2 separate regions of the Mus musculus genome follow, and region 1 is linked to region 2. Evidence: chromatin loops called from intact Hi-C (ENCODE). Cell type or tissue: left cerebral cortex. All regions are shown on one strand. Each heading gives the region's core, and the rest is flanking DNA. Links, peaks and the distances in the headings are about the cores only. Region 1 overlaps Ngly1 (N-glycanase 1). Region 2 overlaps Top2b (topoisomerase (DNA) II beta).

Region 1 (2,808 bases), core at 22-2,521, 74 kb before region 2:
AGCATCCACTTCTGTATTTGTCAGGCACTGGAAGAGCCTCTCAGGGGACAGCTATATCAGGCTGCTGTCAGCAAGCACTTGTTGGCATCCACAATAGTGTCTGGGGTTGGTGATTATATATAGGATGGATCCCCCAGCCGGGCGTGGTGGCACATGCCTTTAATCCCAACACTCAGGAGGCAGAGGCAGGTGGATTTCTGAGTTCAAGGCCAGCCTGGTCTACAAAGTGAGTTCCAGGACACCCAGGGCTATACAGAGAAACAAAAAAAAAAAAAAAAAGGGATGGATGGGATGGATCCCCAGGTGGGGGAGTCTCTGTCTGATCATTCCTTCAGTCTCTGCTCACATTTCTAACAATTGGTTGCCTTAGTGGATAAGGCTATCAAAACCTGCTTTATTTAGTCTAAGAATTATTATGTACCTGTTTCTGTTGCCACCCACTTGCATCACTAGATATTAGGGAGGCTAAAGCAGGAAAACTTCAAGTTCAGTATGACCATCAGTGAAACTTTTGTCAAAGGGAAAGAAGTTCGAGAAAGAAACTCAGCAGTACAGCACTTGCCAAGCATGTGTGAGGCTCTGTCCTCAGGCCTCAGTACTGAGGGTAGGGTTGCTCTCACCTATATCTATAGAAATGGAATGCCTAACACTGGAACTGATCTGTATGGTGGAAGTCCATGTGCAGGGAGACATAGGGCACTAGATTGCCTCTTATCTAGGGAGCTTCAAGAAGCATTGCTGCATTATTCAGCAGACATAGAGCCTAGGAAGCTACATAATGAAAGTGCCTGAAAGGAAAATGACCCATTACATAGTGACAATTCTGAACAAATTAAACTTTTATGTCACCTTTATCTAAGTATGCCATTGTTCATTTTTCATGTCCCAGAGTCCCAGTAAATTCTGTGTTTGCTTTTTAGTTCATTCCATCATCTGTGGCAGGCTGTTAGTAATGTTGCTTTAGCTGTAGAATTATAACAGCCAAGTTCAACAAATAGTTCCATTCACTGCTGACACAGTGAAAGCTAGGAGTCTGAGTCTAGATTTAGCCATTAAAGAGCTCGTTTAACTCACAGCTGTGTTCAGCTGAAAACAGGGACATTATTTAGGTCTTGAGTTCCTTTCCTTTGGAGTGAGTGTGCTTCCTCTTACATGGGTATACACTAATTAAACTTTAAAAATACAAACTGGGCCATAGAATGAGCTTATTTTTCCCTGTTGAAAACTTTGAGATTTTCTCAGTTTCTGGAGACCATCTTACTGCCATGGATTTAAAAAGAAACCACTGATTCTCACATTACAAATGGATGTTCTAAAAGTGAGCTTAAAGGAGTGTTAACCCTAAATAATAATTGCATCTTGATCTCACAATCATTTGGAGCAAGAAGAAAATATTGCTGATATTGTTTCCAGAAAGGAAAGTTTTATCTTAACTTCATTTTATGAAGACTAAGAGGGATGGCACATGCCTGTAGTTCCAGCCCTAGGAAGACTGAGACAGGAGGATCTCAATTTTGAGATCAGCATGGTCTCTATTTTTTTAATGAAATATTAATCTTGTTATGTGTTGCTTTGCTTCTTTCCATACATGCTATATTCAGTAATGTGCTTTTTAAAAATTTTGACAGATAGTTATCCTTTATGGGAGAATAGGTTATCATTCCAAACACTTTTCTGTGGTTTGTGTTAGCACTCTGAAATATCTTTGATAAAACAGAGAAGATGTTGGGTTGTAGAAGTGCATGCTCATGTTTTGTGGCACTGAGGTGATAGGTCCTCAGTGCCACAAAAGGAAAGAAGGAAGGTGGGAGAAAGGAAGAAGATAGGAAGAGAATTGAGAATGCTAAAACAGAACTTGCTAAAATCAAATTCTAAAAAATAATGACTTGCTTTTATTCACCTTTGAGAGCAAATAGACAGTTTCTGCTAAAGAAATTCATTCTCCTTCATATGTAGACTGATGAGGGGTTTTGCTATTTTTTTGTCTTTTAAAGATAAGATCTTGCAGTGCAGTTCAGGTTGGTGTCAAACTTGCTATTTTATTCCTTCATTAGCCTTCCCAGTACTGACTGCAATTATGTTTGCTCCACCACACCCACTAAATGATATTTTAAAACATTACACACATGCATGTACACATACATACACTTTTGTTAGATATTTTCATAGTGTGCCCCACTGTTGTGATGGAGTAATAACTGTTATATCAAGTTGAGAGTACAAAGATTGCTGATGGTTTTGCCTTCCTGTGGGCCTTGGCAGGATCTGGAGACAATTCAGTTATCAAGTTTTCACCTTGGGATCACTATTATCTGTGTGGAGCACAGACAGAGAAGTTGAAAGAGTGCAAAGCTGGTAATAACCTTTAGTGTCAGAGTTACAGATGGAGGTAGAAGAGTAGAAATGAGGGAATGAGTGTATGTAGGTAGATGGGTTTTCTATTGCTGGGACAAACCAATATGACCAAGGTAACTTACAGAAGATGGGGTTTATTTGGACTTTTATTTCCAGAAGAAAAGGAGTCCACCACCCTCAGGGAAGGGGAACATGGCAGCAGGCAGGCAAGTAGGTAGACGTGGCACTGACACTTGCAGCTGAGAGTCATAAACAGGAAACAGAGTTCTCTGACAATCTTAGGGGACTTCTGAAGACTCAAACCCTTTCCCCATGACCCACCTCCTCTAACAAATAGTTTCAGTAAAGAAGACCAAGTATTCAAACATATGAATCTATAGAAGCCATTCTTGTTCAGGTCACCAGAGTGGATGAAGAAGAGTAATCCTTAAATCACACTTAGTCACACTTCCT
Region 2 (2,808 bases), core at 269-2,768:
CATGGCCAAGTCCAGCCTCGCGGGCTCTGACGGGGCGCTGACCTGGGTGGTGAGTGCGGCGCGGGCGGGCGCATTGTTCGTGGGCCGCGGGCGACGCGGGCGGGGTGAGAGCGTGGTGCGGCGGGCGCCCTGTCAGGCTGCAGTCGGGGCCTAGCCCCGTGTGCCCTTTCTCTCTGCTTTCGCCTCCACCAAGGCTCAGGCTGCTGAACAATGCTCACCGGAAACTTCAGGGTGCACACCGAGAGTGGGGGGACCGCGATAATGCGAGCCTCCGGGCCAACCCTCCATAAGTGCAGCACCAGAAAATAGTGCCCGGTATGCTACGGCTTCCGGCGGCCTGTCCCAGAGGAATGTGCACTTGAATGGTCACTGCGGGTTGCGCCTCCCCAGAAAAGGCTCATTCCGCAGAGAGGGTATTTGGGACGACTTTGACAGCAGGCTAGAGACCGCCCGCGGGATTAAAAGAAGAGTTTACTTACGTCAGCCTCCCGTGTACACCGTGTGGGGGCCCAGGGGTGTCCCTCGGAGGTGAGGGGGTGCTTAAGCCTGAACTTGGAGGATTGCAGAGCTCAGTTCCTGGAGGGAGGTGGACTTAGCAAGTGCAGCGGGAGCAGTTGGAACGCGGCTCCCAGGACAGATCGATAACTCCAGCATTTCACTTACTCAGCACTGAGTTCAGACCAGGGTCATTTCCCAAACAAAACACCGGACTTAGTAGATGAGGCCAGCAGCTTGGACAGAAAATTTACACATTTCAGGGACTTTAACACATCCCTTCCAGAGGATCCTAGTTCCCCGCCTTTTGAACACACTAAGGAACTTTGGTATTGGTTGGCATTTTTGTTCCTTGTTTTCTTTGTTTGGTTGAGGTTTCGATGAGGCTGGGGTAGCAGTCGTTTCTATCGACAAGTGTTGTTTATAAAAAGGATGTTTCTATGAAGAGCAGAAAAACAGTTTCAGCATTTGCAGGGCCTCGAGAAGATACTTTACAGTGTAACTTGCCAGGTACTTATCTTCAAATCTCCAGACATACGTACTTCTAGACAGTATAGAAGGCGAGCGTGGAGAAGAAAAGTTAGATAGTAAGGTAGTGGATAAGTGTCCATGAAAAGAATGATTGAAATTACTGTCCCTTATCGGATACTAAAACTAAACATCTGAACATGTGTGATCATATGCCAGTGTCACTGGTAATTGTGAAGCACTGACATCTGAGAAGTTTGTCTGTAACTTGGTTCCACAATGGCAAATATTTCTTTTTAAGATTTATTTATGTATATGAGTGCTTTTGTCTACATGTACTTCACACACCAGAAGACAGCATCAGAAAATTGTGACCGTCCATATGGGTGCTGGGAATTGAACTCAGGACCTTTAGAAGTGCAGTGAGTGCTCTTAACCACTGAACTATCTCTCTAGTTCCCCCTCCCCTCTTTTGGCAAATATTTTTACGTTGTTATTTTATGTGTATGGGTGTTTTGCCTGCTTGTGCAACACTTAAGTGTCTGGTGCCTAGGCAAGGAAGACCAGAAGAGGGCATCTATATTGTGGAACTGCAGCCACCCAGATCCTCTGGAACCCAGTTCCTCTGGAAGAGCAGCTAGTGCATCTCTCAAATTCTGTCACCATAGCAAACATTTTGTGACACAGTTGGATTGTTTTTAATTCATGGTAGCAATATTTTAATTTGCTGTTATTAACTTTATAAACAATTTAATGGGCACCTTTCCTTTTAAGATCAATGGGGAAACTTTAATTTACATACAAAATTGAGCAAAATTTGTAGAGTTTCATTCAAAATTAGAAAAAATCTATTTGAAACTAAAATAGTCACATTGACTAAATCTACTATAAACTAGATTATGGGAATTACAGTAAAATAGAATTTGATCTTAAATAATATTTCTTGTTGAATTAGGTTATTGAAAAGACAATCACATTAGAAGTCCTCTTTCAGGTTTGTGCTTGCTTTATGTTTCTAGAGCGAGCATCTTTATGTCTGTAATAAAGCTTACAGGTTGCTTTAAATTCTTGTGCATTTGTGTATGAGAGGAGAGAGTGTATATATGCACATTTTCCTACCTAGATGGGTTTTGAACTTATGATCCTCCTTCCTTAGCTTCATGAGTGCTAAGATTACACATGTGAGCCATCACACAGGGCCTGGCTGGTTTTCTTTACTGGAAGATGTTACAGTGAGTTGATGTGGGCTTTGACATAGGCTCATATTCTGTCTGCAATACATATTGCAGGTGAGACTTTTTTTCAGAGAGCTTAAATCTTTTTTTTTATTTTTTTATTTTTTTTTGATTTTACATAAGATTATTTAGCTAGGTGAAAAGTTAGATTTTCATTGTGGGAGTTTGGGGGCTTACTGCGACAGTGAAGCTAGTCTCATGTTGCCATCTGTTTGTGAATAGTAATACAAAACTGGAGTTAATCCACCTACCTTATGTTAGCCAAGGAGTTGCTGTACTACCTTCAGTCTGTGTGTTGATACTCTCTTGTGATGAAAGATTACCTTTTAGTGTCAGACACAATGCAATAGAGGGGTTCTTAACACTACTTTTTGCTTATAATGATTAATTTGATTTGATTTTGGTTTTTAGTATCCTAACTGAAATTAGAAAAATGTAGTGTAACTATTTAAAATTAAATACACACTAAATTTAAAGCAGTCAAGTTTCTTGAATTTTTAGCTTGTAAGACTTGGTTAGTAGAAGATACTAATTTTTTAATCAGGTTGTAGCAAATTTTTGAGAAAACACTAGGCTATAAATTAATGACATATTTTTTCAAATGAATACT

What was found. A loop is a pair of places that touch in the nucleus more often than their neighbours do. Peaks named below come from ENCODE experiments on the same cell type or tissue, not always from the same donor. Only the 100,000 strongest peaks of a DNase experiment are listed, where the experiment ranks them.
Region 1: a loop joins it to region 2, with 2.5 times the contacts of the local background. A loop is called at or near these places in 6 of 42 quality-filtered maps.

What each region holds. Positions count from the first base shown.
Region 1 is chr14:16,291,530-16,294,337 of GRCm38, forward strand. All of the region lies in intron 9 of Ngly1 (N-glycanase 1), which reads left to right. Among named protein-coding and RNA genes, the nearest start is that of Ngly1, 44 kb to the left of the region's middle. In left cerebral cortex, for the core only: no CTCF peak of the experiment used is centred there; a DNase peak (open chromatin) is centred at 1,045; H3K27ac peaks cover 311 bases.
Region 2 is chr14:16,365,678-16,368,485 of GRCm38, forward strand. It overlaps Top2b (topoisomerase (DNA) II beta), which reads left to right. Exons shown (of 36, transcript NM_009409.2): 1 at 1-49. The coding sequence starts at 2. Among named protein-coding and RNA genes, the nearest start is that of Top2b, 1.9 kb to the left of the region's middle. In left cerebral cortex, for the core only: a CTCF peak has its summit at 1,491 (motif pointing right); DNase peaks (open chromatin) are centred at 424 and 1,513; H3K4me3 peaks cover 1,429 bases; H3K27ac peaks cover 493 bases.